Linked DNA regions of Mus musculus: region 2 is linked to region 1. A link is a contact called in ENCODE Hi-C or POLR2A ChIA-PET data. All regions are on one chromosome and are shown on one strand. Each heading gives the region's core, a stretch centred on a gene start or an enhancer-like site at or near the end of the contact. The rest is flanking DNA. Distances are from core to core; before and after follow the strand shown.

Region 1 (7,318 bases), core at 2,384-4,883:
GAGCAAGGGCTGAGACTGGGAGAATGGAGTTGGAGGTGAAGAGGAAGAAATGAACACAGCCTAACTGCTTCCCTCTTGTATTGTTTTTAAAATACAGTTCCATGCAGTTTATATTAGCCTCAAACTTGCTATTTTGTTGAGGGTGACTTTGAACTTCTGGCTCATCCTCCTCTCTACCTCCCAAGTGCTAGACTTAATTCTGCACGACATAGTTGTAGGTTCTGTTTGGTTTTGGTGGTGGTATGGTCTTAGGGTTTTTTGTTTTGTTTTTTTAACACTTTGGGATAGGGTTTTACCCTATAGCTCAGACTGTTTTAGAACTCACTATATAGCCCAAGATAGCTTCAAACACAGCAATCCTCCTGCCTCCATCTACCAAGTCCTTAGATTGTTGAAATAAGGCAAAAGACTGGTTTTTTTTGTTGTTGTTGTTGTTGTTTGGTGTTTTTTTGTTGTTAAACTTTTTGTTCTTTCTTTCTTTCTTTCTTTCTTTCTTTCTTTCTTTCTTTCTTTCTTTCTTTCTTTCTATCTTTCAAGAGTCTTATGTTACTCAGGCTGGCCTCAAACTCCCTATGCAGTTCATGATGCCCTTAGAATCTTGATTCTCCTGCCACCATCTTCCAAGTCCTAGACTTACAGACCTGAGCTACTAAGCATCTGGGTTTGGGAGGGGGGTTGTTTTTGAGGCAGGGTCTTGCTATGTAACTAAGGCTAGACCAGAATTTCCACTTCTTCTGCTTCAGCCTTCCCAGTGGGATCTTACATTCCTACACCACTGCAACTGCTGACATATTTCCTTTAAAAGGAAACTAATGGTTTTATTTTTTTGAGACAGTGACTTACTTAGCTCTGACTGGCCTGGAATACTTGTAATGTAGATCAGGCTTGTAAAAGTAACTTTCATCTCCTCAGATGAAGGGATGAGATGAGAGTCATATCCAAGCTGTGCCTATATATACTCCTTGGGCTGAGCCAGAGTGTTTCTTTCTCTGTTCTAAGTATCCCTGGGCCTGGGCTTGGAGCCTTTGAACAGTCTGACTGATTCAGTCTGGCTTCTCTTGGCTTCTGACATAATTGCTTGGAAAAACTGTCTCTGAATTCCACAAACTGAACTTCACTGACCACACAAACTGAATGGAACTGCACAAACTCAACTACATTCAACTGAACTGCACCAACTGCACTAAATTCAACTCAACTGAATTCAACTGCATTGCCTGAACTCTACTGCACGCATAGAACCAATTCAACTCTGCTCTCTTCCCTGGGCTGTTCTGGTGAGAGTTAGGCATATCATATCTCTGACTCATTCTGTCAAATCTTTCTCTGATTCACCACTTACCTCTCAATTAGATGTCACTTCCAAACATGGCTGCTCCCTTCTTCAAACTTTCTCTGCATTGTTAGGGATTAAAGGTGTATACTAAGGGTATATCTGTATTCCAGCCTGAGGGATTAAAGGTGTGTCATTCCAGTCAGATCACACAGACCTAGGTGTAGCATGATTTATGTGCCTGACCCTTTAAAGGACTCTCTGCCCTTCAGTGTCAGTTGCCTCTTAGAATTCTGGGAACAAGAGAGGTCATAGAAATCCAGCAGGGCTGAGAGCTTGGAGTAGGGTTCAGGAATAGGATTCAGAGATAGTAGAGAGAAGCTTCCAGTAGGCAGACAAATAGGGTCAGAGAGCTAAGTGAGAAGATAGCTGGTGACAGCTGAGACAGGAGAAGCAGAGCTGAACAGAGAAGATATTGTTGTTGTTTTTGTTTTTTGTTTTGTTTTTTTTCCGAGACAGGGTTTCTCTGTATAGCTCTGGCTGTCCTGGAACTCACTCTGTAGACCAGGCTGGCCTCGAACTCAGAAATCCGCCTGCCTCTGCCTCCCGAGTGCTGGGATTAAAGGCATGCGCCACCATGCCCGGCTGAGAAGATATTGTAAGGAGCCAGGAGAAGAGTGTATGAAGAAACCACTAAAAGTCGCTGAATATACAGAAAAAAAAATAGAATAAAACTTACACCTAGATCTTTGGATGTGATTCCTTGCCAGAGCAGCCAGGTTGCTGGATTAAAATTCCTCTACAAGGCTAGCCTGTAACCAAGAGGAAATCTGCTTTGCTGTGGGTGCTGAAGCTGTAAACGATGTCATCGGGCTCCCACAGCAAATACTTTTACCCACAATGTAGTCCCTCAATGGCATCCCGCAAAAGATGTCAAAGCGGCAGTCAACCCCAGCCACAATAAAATGCCCTCGCAGAAGCTATCAAAAATGCCAGCTCCTGTCAAAATGGTGGCAGGGAGGAGGCCTTCTCAGCCTGCAGCCATCACAGGAGCTGTCCACTCGGATGCATTTCCTTACCCCCGCCCCCACCTCAGCAGGAGCTGTCCACGGTGGTAACGCCTTTCCTGCCTCGGCCTACACTCTTGGTGAATTACTACAGCAGGAGCTCTCCAGCCTCGCCAGCGGCCCTACAGAGGTGGTGCCTCAGTAAAAGCCGGCTGTGGCCAGGAAGGACTTCCTACCTTAACCCATAGCCTAGATGCAGGAAAAAAGGAAGGCGGGGGGGGGGGGGGGGGGAGTCAACAATCCTTAAGCAGGGAAACCCACCAATCTCTGGGCTTCCCGCAAAACCCCACCAATCCCTGAGCTCCCCAAAGTCAGGACTTGAAATCCCACCAATCCTTAATCTGGAACTCTCTGCCCTGAAAAGCTCCACCCCTAAGAAATCCTATCTAAGCTCTGCCCTCTATTTAATTCCGTGCTGTCTGCTCCTGGGAACAGAGGGCAGCCACCCCTGGATTTGTTCTTCACACCCAGGACCCTCCAATAAATCTCTTTCATGAGATTTTTCAAGGCAGGATCATATCAGCATCCAAGCAGACATTATGCAGAAGGAGCTGAGAGTTCAACATTTTGTTCTGAAGACAGAAGACTGGCTCCCAGGCAGCCGGGGGTGGGGGTCGGGAGGGAGTCTTAAAACCCACACCCACAGTGACATACTTTCTCCAAGAAGGCCATACCCACTCCAACAAAACCACACCTCCAAATAGTGCCACTCCCTGGGCCAAGCATTTTCAAACCACCACAGGCTGTCTGGGGATAATCTGTAGTGGGCTCCCTCTAACACTAAAAGCCCACCAGTAGGCACATAGGAGGAGGAGATAAGGGTTATCTTGCTAGTTCAGGCGTGATGGGTACTACGATTGGGTGTTAGTGCTGGAGAAATGAGGAAGGCATCCTGGTATAAGTACACTGGTGTGCATTCCAAGGAGACCACAAAGAATCAAGGACTTCCAGGTTCAAAGTCTTTTATAGAAAACCGGTTTGGAGGCAGGGGGACCCAGGCTCTGTACTTGTTTGAATTGCTGTGACTCTCCAAAGCGAGAGGTCATACATAATGAGAGATTGACCCAGACCCAGGCTGAAAGATTTACAGCCCTGGGAGTGGAGAAAGAGATTTGCAGGAAGCCATATGAAAATGGGATTGGAGACACGTAGATTTCGCACCTCTGCCACTGACTGCGCCAAGCTTCAGAACGCCAACCCAGCCCTGGCCCGCGGGGCGGAGATGCTGGGCGGGCCGGGCACACTTCGCAGTAACGCGAGTCGGGTTACGGCGGAAGGGCGGCCGGGCGGAGGGAAGGAGGAGGCCGCGCGCAGCGTCCTCTAGGACTAAGACCAGGCGTTCCAGGAGGTGGCCTCGAGTGGAGCCTCAGCAGATCCTCAGCACCAGAGAAGACTACCGCAGACCCGAAGCCCTCGGAGCTTCCAGGGAGCGCGGGAGCGCGGGGGCGGTCCCACGAGGCTGCAAGAAAGGCGGGATCCAGGCCGCGCGTCCACTCGAGTGCAGTCGGCGTCTCTTGACCATCCCGCCCTCCCACCCCCCGCGGCCCCTGCAGAGCCGATCCGGAAACAGCCGAGCGGATCCGGAAACAGCCGAGCGGACCCGGAAGCGGGAGTGCCATCACCAGTGAGTGCGGGAATCCGCCGTTTGGGCTGAGACGATGGCAGCTGCGCCAGCAACCCTAGGTGAGAATCGGGGGCACCGGCGGCCAGGAATCGGTGCGGGAGTTGCGCCGCTGCGCACGTGGGGAGCAGGGGGCTGGGGGCGGAGCCGAATGCGACTGCTGGCGGCAGCCGGCCAGCGCGGAGGCTCGGGAAGGGGGCGGGGCACAGCGCCCACCGGGGTGGGCGTGGCCTACACGGTGGGTGTGTCTGTGGGTGGGGCAGGTAAGGGGGCGAGGCGGGGCCACTGGAAGGGATTGGACGGTCGAGCCAAGTTAGTTGGGACTCCGGGAGGGGCAGGACCAGGGGAATGGGATGAGGTCCTTGTAGATGGAGAGTAGGACTGGGTTACTGGACTGCTGGGTGGCCTGAGGTGTTAGGAGATCGGCAAGCCGTGGGAATAAATCTTGGTCACTGTCCCCCCCACTCCCCGCTCCCCACAGCGCTGGATCCCCAGCCCCAAGAGAAGCAAAAGGATGCATCCGAGTCAAGTGAGCTCAGTCGGCTTCGTGCCGAACTGGCCGGTGCCCTGGCAGAAATGGAAACCATGAAGGCTGTAGCTGAGGTGAGCGAGAGCACCAAGGCGGAGGCAGTGGCTGCAGTGCAGAGACAGTGCCAAGAGGAGGTGGCCTCCCTGCAGGCCATCCTGAAAGGTGAGGCACCCGCTCCCAACACAACCCACCCGACAGCCTGTCTGCCTGCGCCCCTCTAGCAGGGAATGCAGGGCGAGGAGGGCTTCAGATGAGCTTCAGGTAGCTCAACAGAGAAAAGACTGTGTCCCAGAACCTGAGTGCCCCTTTCTATTTTGCAGAGAAACACCACAAGTGTTGTCAGCAACTCTTGTCAGTCACAGCTAAGTGTAGCAATCATCTTTACCCATGATACCCATGGGTATCATTTCTTGTTCTTGCTGACATAAGATCAGCCCAGAATACGAGCCAGAAACTTCGCATTTCTCTGAACCACCCTCATTTTCCTCTGGGCCTCGAGGCTCGAAACTCAGCCTGTTGTCTCTGAGCTTAGTCCTATGATTTCCCTTCCTTCCCAGGTATCCCTACAGCACCCTACACAAATACATGCATCTCCTTCCTTCTCCCCCTCTGTCTCATGGCCTCTGTGGATTGGGAGACACCAGCTTTCTTGGTCCCAGGTCCTCTGCCTTTTCCTGTTCTCCTCTGGGCAGAGGTTAGAGTGTCCTCAAGGATGTCAGACCTGCCCCTACTCTGTTTCCTGGCAGTAGTATTACTATGGCATGCTCTATTGGACTGCTGCTCCAGCCCCTCAGATCTCCCTCTATGGTCTGCCCTTGACCTTGGATTCCATAGTAAAGGGCCTGAAATTCCCTTCCCATCCTACCAGGCCTGGGAGTTTTATCTGTAATCCCAGCTCTGAAGGTTGGAGATTGGCATATCCCCAATAGCTTGCTGGCCAGCCAAGACAGAGCGCTCCAAAGTCAATAAGATACCTTATTGGGTCCAGGACAGCCAGGGCTATACAGAGAAACCCTGTCTCAAAAAAAAAAAAAAAAAAAAAAAAAAAAAAAAAAAGATACCTTATTGGAAAAAATAAGTTGGAGCAAGTAAGGAAGACACCTGATACTGACTCTGGCTTATGTGAGTGTGCACACACAAGAGAAAAAGGAATAGCCTAAGTTGTAACAGTGACTGCTCTCTATTGAACACTTACCATATGCCAGAGACAGAGCTAAATACTCTATAAAGTAAGCTTTTTTCCTTTTCTTTTCTTTTCTTTTGAGGCAAGGCTTAGGCAGCCTCATACTCTGTATGCAAACAACAACTTCTTCTCCTTCTTGAGTTCAGGGTCTCTCTCTCTCTCTCTCTCTCTCTCTCTCTCTCTCTGTGTGTGTGTGTGTGTGTGTATGTGTGTGTGTGTGTGTGTGTGTGTGTGTGTGTGTGTGTGTGTTGAGATGTAGGAGTGTCATACCATGACATGGTACACATGTTGGGCAGGAGGACAACTTTGCAGATTCATTTCTCTCTTCCCACCTTTCTGTGGGTTACAGAGATTGAACTCAGTCATCAGGCTTTCATGACAAGCACCGTTAACCACTGAACCATCTTGATGGCCTTAAACTCCTGAATGTCCACCTCCCAGGATTAAGGCATGTACTACCACGCTGGGTTTTATCCAATACTGGGAATCTAACCCAGGGCTCTGTGTATGCTTGGGAAACACTCTACCAACTGAACTACATCCCCAACCCTGTTTTATTTTTTGTTTGTTTGTTTTTACTGGCAGGATCTCCCCCCCCCCTTCCCTCTTGCTCTGGCCCCCTGCTCTGTAGGTTTTTTATTTGTTTCTCATTACCGATGGTTGTGAGCCACTATGCGGTTGCTGGGATTTGAACTCATGACCTCCGAAAGAGCAGTCAATGCTTTTAACCTCTGAGCCATCTCACTAGCACTACTGGCAGGATCTTACCACTGTAACTAAAGCTAGCTAGAATTCATTTTATTGTCCAGTATGGCCTTGAACTCAAAGGTAAACCACCTGCTTCAGCCTCCCAGGTACTAGGGTTTGGAGTAGGAGCTACCATCCTTGGCTGTATATAATCTTTATAACAAGGTCTTTGAGAAAGGAGTCATTAGCTGACTGTTTACAGAAAAAGCACAGAAACACAGACAGGCTAACTTTCACAGAGTGATATAGACACATAGCAGCAGATTTGAACCCAGGAAGTCTGGCAACTTCTATATCTAATGTTAGTATATGTTAAGTTAGTGGGCTGGGACCAGTGAGATAGCTCTGTGGGCAAAGCCTGATGACTTTACAACCCCAGAACCCACAAGGTGGAAGGAGAAATCCTCCTCTCATGCTGGTCTCTGACCTCTACCCTTACAGCAGAAACAGAACCAAGCCCTGAAAATTATCCTCTAACCTCCACATGTGTGACCTGGCACAAGATCACACACCTACACAAATAAAATTAAATGTGTGTGTGTGTGTGTGTGTGTGTGTGTGTGTGTGTGTGTGTGTGTGTGATTTTTGTTGTTGTTGTTGTGATGTTTTGTTTTTTCAAGACAGGGATTCTCTGTGTAGTAGACCAGGCTAGCCTGGAATTCAGAGATCTGCCTGCCTCTTCCTCCAGAGTGCTAGGAGTAAAGGCCTGCACCAACACTCTCGGGCAGAAATAAAATAACTCTAAAAGTTTCATATAGTTTGTGTATGTGTGTGTGTGTGTGTGTGTGACCCTGACAGAGGACAACTTGTGGGAGTTCCTTTTGCTGAGTGGGTCCTGGAGATGGAACTCAGATTATTGGTCTTGGCAGCAAGCACCTTTATCTACTGGACTATTTTC
Region 2 (7,318 bases), core at 1,809-4,308, 75 kb after region 1:
CTATTGAAACAGGTCTATCTAGATGGGGTGGTGAATGCTGGTAATGCGAGCACTCAGAAGCAGAGGCAATTTGATCTCTGCCAGTCTAAGGAGGCTAGCCATATATACAAAGACCCTTCCTTCCTCAACAGAAAAACAAAGCCCCAATCTAATCTAAAAGCTAAACTTGAAAACATGAAAAAAGGAGTACCTACACCGCTAGACACATTCACTCGACTCTATCAGGCATCAAGCTATGTGCTCAAGAACTCAAGTCACCTCTACTGAAAAGTAAATCAAGTCAACGTGTTCAACCTGCGGGCTAGCTCTCGTCAGCTTCTTGACACAACAGTTCAGAGCGATACCTTTAGTAGCATAATTGAAGTCAACATTTCGGAAGTGGACAAGCAGAACGTCGCTTGGTTTAAACACCATGGTGTCCACAATGTCTTCCCGGCGAGGCCCACCTGCTGGCTCAGATGCTTTCCGATGCACCGCGTCAACTGCCAGTTCAAACTACAAAAGCCCCAGTCCAACATGGCAGGGTCAGTATCAGAGGGAGAAGATGGATTCGCTCTTAAAGCTTTCTAGTCTTTCAACGTCAAATGCCCATGTCACTCTGTATTTCCCAATGTCAACCAGAGAACTTAGCAAAAGCCTCAAAACTGCCCGCTGTCACCCAACACACACTCTCAATCTCACTCTCCTTCACAGCTTCAGAAATTCCTAATTTGAGTACACTGACCTTTGAGCTCAGAGTCTTGAAAATGCCCTCGTAAGTGGTGCCATTTTTCACCTTTACGTCACAAGTAGAACCCTAGCAAGGTGAACCATTTAGTCATTTTAAGAAACTGAAACAGCATATTCCTCAGACACCCAGGTTAAAGCTGTTACTTACCACTACAGCTGTCAGGAAATGCAGCATCCTGGAATTGTTATAGACACCTTCAAACACCTGTCACACGAGAAAAAAGTAAAGGGCAGCAGGTGAATACTCTCTTCTCAGATTGTCCCACACTGTCTGTCTTCCGAGTGTCTTTACAGGAGGAAAAGAAGGCACTCACGGGTGACTGTGGGGGTCCCTTTCCGGTGGTCTGTCCCCTATTAAAAAAGAAAGAGAGAAATAGTTTTAATTAGTAGTGAACCCTAGACCAATGTACCAGGTCAACTTGCTGATTTAGGCTATAGACTGATTAACAAGCAAGACTTTTCAAGTTCTCACATTAAAGAAGAAAGTAGGCATTAACTGCTAAAACATTTTCTCCGAATTCAAGATTTTAAAAAAGTCAACAAAATATTCAATAAACAATAGCTGTCAAATGTTCCTAACAGTCAGTGCAATACAACCTGACTTCCTCTAAGGGACAGTCCTTCACTCTTCCGATAAACCACTGCTATAGTATTAAACCAACAGCACACTTCAGCTGTGAAGGCGAAAGCCCGGGCATCCCAAACGCAGCACCTCTGAGCTTAGACACATTACCTCCCAAAGGAAAAAAAGCTTTCAGGAGCCTTGGATTCCAAATCCCAGGAGAAGTATATTCTCCACACCCCACCCTTTCGCCCTCATTATTTTCATTCAGCCTGTTACCCACTCTGAAGGGATCCCCAAACGCCAGGTAACACAGCTCCTCGACGGCTGATGTAACCGGCAGTTGAGGAGGGCGAGGAGGGGGCCGTTGGCTGGGCTGGGGGACCGCGCAGCCGCAAAAACCATCCACCGGGATGCCTCGCCCGGTCTGCGCCTGCGCACTACAGCCCATCGCGCTCCACCACCCGCTCTAGAACAGAAGCCACTGCGCCTGCGTCCAGTGCCTCTTTCTATCGCATTGACACACCGAGAAAAACCGAGGGCACCCACTCCCCACTCACCGACACCAAACGCCCCTAAACCCTCCAAATAACCCCTCCCTCCTCCGCCTCTGCTCTACGTGTTACCGGGGCAAGCCAATGCCCGAGTCATAAGACAGCATCCGCGCGCACGTACGCCCGGGGAGCGCGCGCGCAGGAGCTTCCCAGCCCGCAGTCTTCCCAGTAGCCGCTGCTTCCGCGCCCCCGCCCACCCCGTCCCCCTCTCACTGGCTACACCGGGAAGAGGAGGGAACAATCCGCTCCCAAGTCCCTCCCTCCCCATTGGCCAAACTGTGGGCCGCGCGCCCCCCCCCCATTGGCTACAGTCGGGGACCCCTTCATGCAGCTGACTCCCCATTGGCTGAAGCCGGGGACCGCGAGATCCTTCGTGGTAATGGAGCTAGGGACCCCATCACCTCCTCAACCCCCCCAACACCCTTTGCCGACGGAGCTGGCGGGATGCGCCCCGCCTCCCCTCAGGGCCCAGACCCCCAAGAGGTGACTAGGCCCAGAGAGCCGAGCGCTGCCCCCAGGCTCCTGGAGACCTCCCGGAGAGCTTTCTCTCCGACCTGTTGGCACGAGGGTCCACCCCCTCCTTCACGGGGTCCTGGGCCCCCAAGAGCCCCCTCAACAGCTCCAAGCCGGGGCGCTGCCTCCCGGGCTCTCCCTAGCCAGGAAGCCCCGTCCTCACCTGACGCTGCCGATAGCCACTGCCCCTGGCCTTTCTTGATGCTGCGGCGGCGCTGACGCCGCTAAGATGCTTTCGGCTCCGCGGCGAAGTCCGCTGCCGGCAGCGGCTGCAGGCCCCAGGCACGGAGAGACCGCTGCGGGAGGCCCCGGGGGAGCCGCGGTGGCGGTCAGCGGTCCCGGGAGGCCGCCGTTGGGAGGGCTGGTCCCGCCGGGAGACCGGCGAGCCACGGCCTGTTGCGTGGGGGGCGGCTGCTGGGGTTGGGAGGTCTGTTGTGGCGGCTGAGGCTTCAACATGATGGCAGCGTCCGGAAGAGAAATAAGAGGGAAGGGAAAGAGGGCCTGGGGCCGGGCCCCTGCTGGAGAGCGCGGGAAGCGAAAGAGATCGCCAAGCAGGGGACCCGCCGTTGGCGGGCGGGGGGAGCCCCGCGGTGTCAGGGGTGGATCGAGAAGACGGCGGCGCGAGGAAGCGCCGCGAGGCGGAAGGGGAGGGGGGATCTCGCGGGCCGGTGGACAGCGAGAGGGCGCGAGCCGGCCTGGCGCGCGTGCGCGTCGCTGGAGAAGGAGAGGGAGGAGCGCGGGCGGAAGCGCCGGCGGGGGAGGGGCGCGGGGAGCGCCGCCAGGCGGTTAGTTCCGGAACAGAGGAGAGGCTCGAGCCGTGGCTCCGACCGGCCTAGCCCCTGGGGCGGAAAAGGAGCCGCGCAGGCGCTTAGCGCACCTCTAGGTTCTGAGCCACCTTAAATGCTGGCGGCCGCGGTTGCTTCACAACGAGGGTGGGCGGGGCCAAAGCCGGGAAGGGGAAGTGCCGGCGGACCCGCCCCTCCCACGCCGCCAGCGTAACGTCAGAAAGTCTCCGCGGTGGTGTGAGGTGTCACGTCGTAGCGTGAGGTTCTTCCGCCACTGGGTGACCGGTGGGCGGAGTCTCGGGAGCAAGAGAAAAAAAAAAATCCCTAGGACTGGAAAAACCTAGTACAGGTAACTTAAGGCAGGTGGGTTTTTAAAGGTGCTGCTCTCCATCTTAACTGCTTTAAAATATTAATGAGCGTCAGAATGACTATTCTGAGCATATGTGCATCCCAACAAATGTGCCCAATTCTAAATTGAAATTCAGTGATTCTTTCAGGGAGAGCGACCCCCTGAACAGTAGCAATACAAGCCGTCTGAAAGCCAGACTGACTAAGAGTATATTACAGAATCCAGCTGCATAGCAAGACACGGTTAGAAAACCGTGGTATAGTGCTTGCCTATTAAGGCAGCCCTCATTCAAAATTAGGGCAGCTATGGTGCTTCAGAACTTTAATTCCAGTACTAGGAAGGGAAGGTAGGAGGATCAAAAGTTTGAGGCTATCCTGCATTGTATAATAAATATCAGGTCAGCTGGGCAGACCCTGTTTCAAAAGGAAAAGTTGATGGAAAAGTCCATGCTTTGGGTAACTAAGCCACTCAAAGCTCAAGCTAGTGGAAGATTTATATAATTTGAGCAAAGGTACTTGGTAAAACACAGAGGGCAGGAAAATGGATTTCTATACAGACGAAATGGATCTGACAGGACATACGAAAAAATGGAGCTTGATTGGAGCCTGAAATCCTCACTCTATAGCTGTAGCTGGCTTTTAACTCCTTGTGTATACCATGGTGGTCTTAAAACTCACAGAGATCTGTCTGCCTTCTGAGTGCTATGATTCAGACATAAATCAGCACAGCCAGACTTTGTCATGGAATGTTAACCTAAAATCCCTTTATTGATAACATAATCCAAAAATTAAATCTAGGATTGGGTAGACACTAAGAAATTGAATATAGCAGTACAGATGAGTCCAAATCTACACTTCAGATTAATAACCCATCATAAGCGGAAAAATGGAATTAATTTAAAGTCATCCTCAAATATTTAGTCTGAGGCCAGTGGGTCAGGTGAGAGTCGGCATACACTTCCTAAAAAGTATAGGAGCAGGGGAAAGATAAATAGGTCATTTGGTAGCAGTGTACAAAATAAAAATGTATGTGTGGGTGGTTTGCCTTGCAGGTATGTTGGTGTAGAGTGTGTGTGTGTGTGTATGTGTGTTGGTCTTGAAGGCCAGAAGCAGGTATCCGGTCCCAGGGACTGGAGTTAACAGTGATAAGAAGCCATGCAATTGTGTTGCTGAGAATCAAAGCCAAGTCCTCTGGAACTGAGCCATCTCTCCAGCTCCCAGATTTTTAAATTTTATCGTAGGCATGTGTGTGCTTGAGTGCATTATGCATACCATGTAGGTTGCTAGTGGAAAACTGACTTCCAGGCAGCTAGGGTGAGGGTCTTAAAGCCCACACCCACAGTGACTATTCCACCTATTCCAACAAGGCCACACCTCCAAATAGTGCCACTCCCTGGGCCAAGCATATTCAAACCATGACAAATGTGTATTGTTTTCCAGAGAACCTGGGTTCAATTCCCAGAACCCATGTCAGACAGCTCATAATTGCCTGCAACTCAAGCGCCAGAGGGTTTACTGCCTCTGTTTTTTATAGGTACCTACAAACTTGGCATCAACTCACACAGACAGACACATGGATGATTGAAAATAAAATCTTAAAAAAAAAAAAAAAGAAAAGAAAATCTTTAAGGAAAACCCCTTCAAGCCAGGCAGTGGTGGCACATGCCTTTAATCCCAGCACTTGGGAGGCAGAGGCAGGTGCATTTCTTGAGTTCGAGGCCAGCTTGGTCTATAGAGTGAGTTCCAGGACAGTTGTGGCTATACAGAGAAACCCTGTCTCGAAAAACAAAAAAAAGACCTCTTGAGTTTCATTGACGTGTTAGGCAAGCAGGACCCACACTCTCCATTTACCGCCTGCTGCCGTTGTTCCCTATGAGCATTTGAATTTGAAATCTGTTTTTAAAATTGAGACAGGGTCCGGGCGTGGTGGTGCACGCCTTTAATCCCAGCACTCAGGAGGCAGAGGCAGGCGGATTTCTGAGTTCAAGGCCAGCCTGGTCTACAGAGTGAGTTCTGGGACAGCCAGGGCTACACAGAGAAACCCTGTCTCAAAAAAAAAAAAAATTGAGACAGGGCCTGGTACAGCCACCACTTGCTCCACTCAGTTAAGACTTGGTAGAGACAAAGGACCATTGATCTCCAAGGACATACTTCTTTCTGTTCTGCTCTGATGCCCTCCTTGGGCCATATCCAGGTCACTCAGGCTGTGTGATAAGTGGTTTTAGCTGAGTTTGTCCTGTCTAGATGCCACTCTCTTTGCTTGTCTTAGGTAAGGCATATGGGCTCATTGTGTTGAATGCTGGGATTGCTAGTCAGATACAATTTTTAAGCAGCTGGTGCCCAGTGCTGCTCCTTGTGGTTGTGGCTAGTCTCATCCTGTAGCCTCCAGTGGTCTTAACTCTCCATTTTATTTACTCTTATTTTATGTGTATGAGAATTTTCTCTGTGTGTATATTTGTGTACTGCATACACAGGTGGTACCTTCAGAGGCCAGAAGAGGGTGTCATATATCCTAGGACTGTGATTACAGGCTGTTGTGTGTTACTATATGGGTGCTGAGAATAAACCTGGTTTCCTTTTAGGAACATCAAGCATTCTCAACAGCTGATCCATCTCTCTAATCCTTCTATCCCCTTCCCCCACACCCTTTATTGCTATGTAACCTAGGATACCCTGGAACTCTCAAGAGATCTGTCTGCCCTTGTCTCCCAGGTGATGGGATATGTGCTTTTATCCCAGCCCTCAGGAGGCAGATCTCTGTGTGTCCCAGGCTGTTCAGGATACATAGCAAGACCCTGTCAAAAACAAAAAGTAACTGAAATAAAATAAAAACTTCCCAACTTGGAAGAGGGAAGATTTTGTATATCAACTAACACAGCCTACTAGCGGAACCTTTTAGGTTGGGGAAGCCCTAAGGTCTGTTGCTGTCCTACATCAGGTAGCATGGAACTCTGCAACAATGTAAACCTCCACCAGCACTGGCAGCAAGAGCTACCTGAGCCTCACTGGAGAGACAGTCCCACCTGTGCTGGTGGGGATAAGCCCCTTTCTTGAGTGTCTCCTCCACTTCCTTCTCAAGCTCTCCCATTTCTTTCCCAGTAGACATCCAGGCTCAGTCTCCATAGTTACAACCCATGGGGCAAGCAGTGACAGAAGCAGCAGATGACTTCTTAATTTATTTTAACTTTTATTATTGTATGTTGCCCTCCCTTTTCTTCTTTCTTTTTTCTTTCTTTTTTAAGATTTATTTATTATTATATGTAAGTACACTGTAGCTGACTTAAGACTCACCAGAAGAGAGCATCAGATTTCATAACAGATGTTTGTGAACCACCATGTGGTTGCTGGAATTTAAACACAGGACCTTTGGAAGAGCAGTCAGTGCTCTTACCCTCTGAGCCATCTCGCCAGCCCCCTTCTCTTATTTTTTTGTGGCAGGTTCTCACTGTGTGCCCCATGCCAGCCTTGAACTCTTGATCCCCCTGCCTCAGCCTCCCAAGAATTGGGATTGTAGTCGCGTGCACAGCTGAGGATTCTGGTTGTCGACACTTTAACAACTCCCCTACCATCTATTTCCACTCTGTTCCCTGAGAGTCTTCATACTCTCAGGAGTCACATTAGCTTTTTCTGGCACCATCCATCAAGTTCTGAGTCACATTGTACTGGACCTGACTCTCCTCAGCCTCTGCTACCCTCATCTCATCTCCACTCGTTCTGTAAACGCAGCCTCAAGGTCAGTCTCAGGGCTTCCAGAAACTCCAACGCAGTCCTGAAATAGCAGTTGACCAGGAAACAGAAAGGGATAAAATTTAAGAATTTAAAAATTG

The links. A loop is a pair of places that touch in the nucleus more often than their neighbours do. ChIA-PET counts read pairs that join two places held with the same protein, here RNA polymerase II (POLR2A).
Region 2: a map of left cerebral cortex shows a loop between it and region 1 (4-fold over the local background). The contact joins the promoter of Atxn2l here to the promoter of Rabep2 in region 1. A Hi-C loop is called at or near these places in 1 of 37 maps with a recorded cell type or tissue (left cerebral cortex). POLR2A ChIA-PET finds 5 or more read pairs at or near these places in 3 of 5 experiments (Patski and embryonic stem cell).

Annotation. Positions count from the first base shown.
Region 1 is chr7:126,425,134-126,432,451 of GRCm38, forward strand. It overlaps Rabep2 (rabaptin, RAB GTPase binding effector protein 2), which reads left to right and starts at 3,634. Exons shown (of 13, transcript NM_030566.2): 1 at 3,634-4,023; 2 at 4,443-4,652. The coding sequence starts at 3,999.
Region 2 is chr7:126,500,379-126,507,696 of GRCm38, forward strand. It overlaps Atxn2l (ataxin 2-like), which reads right to left and starts at 3,059. Exons shown (of 22, transcript NM_001361487.1): 1 at 2,522-3,059; 2 at 1,044-1,080; 3 at 878-934; 4 at 725-796; 5 at 345-495. The coding sequence starts at 2,814. It overlaps 4930456A14Rik (a long non-coding RNA gene), which reads left to right and starts at 2,056. Exons shown (of 3, transcript XR_869939.3): 1 at 2,056-2,221.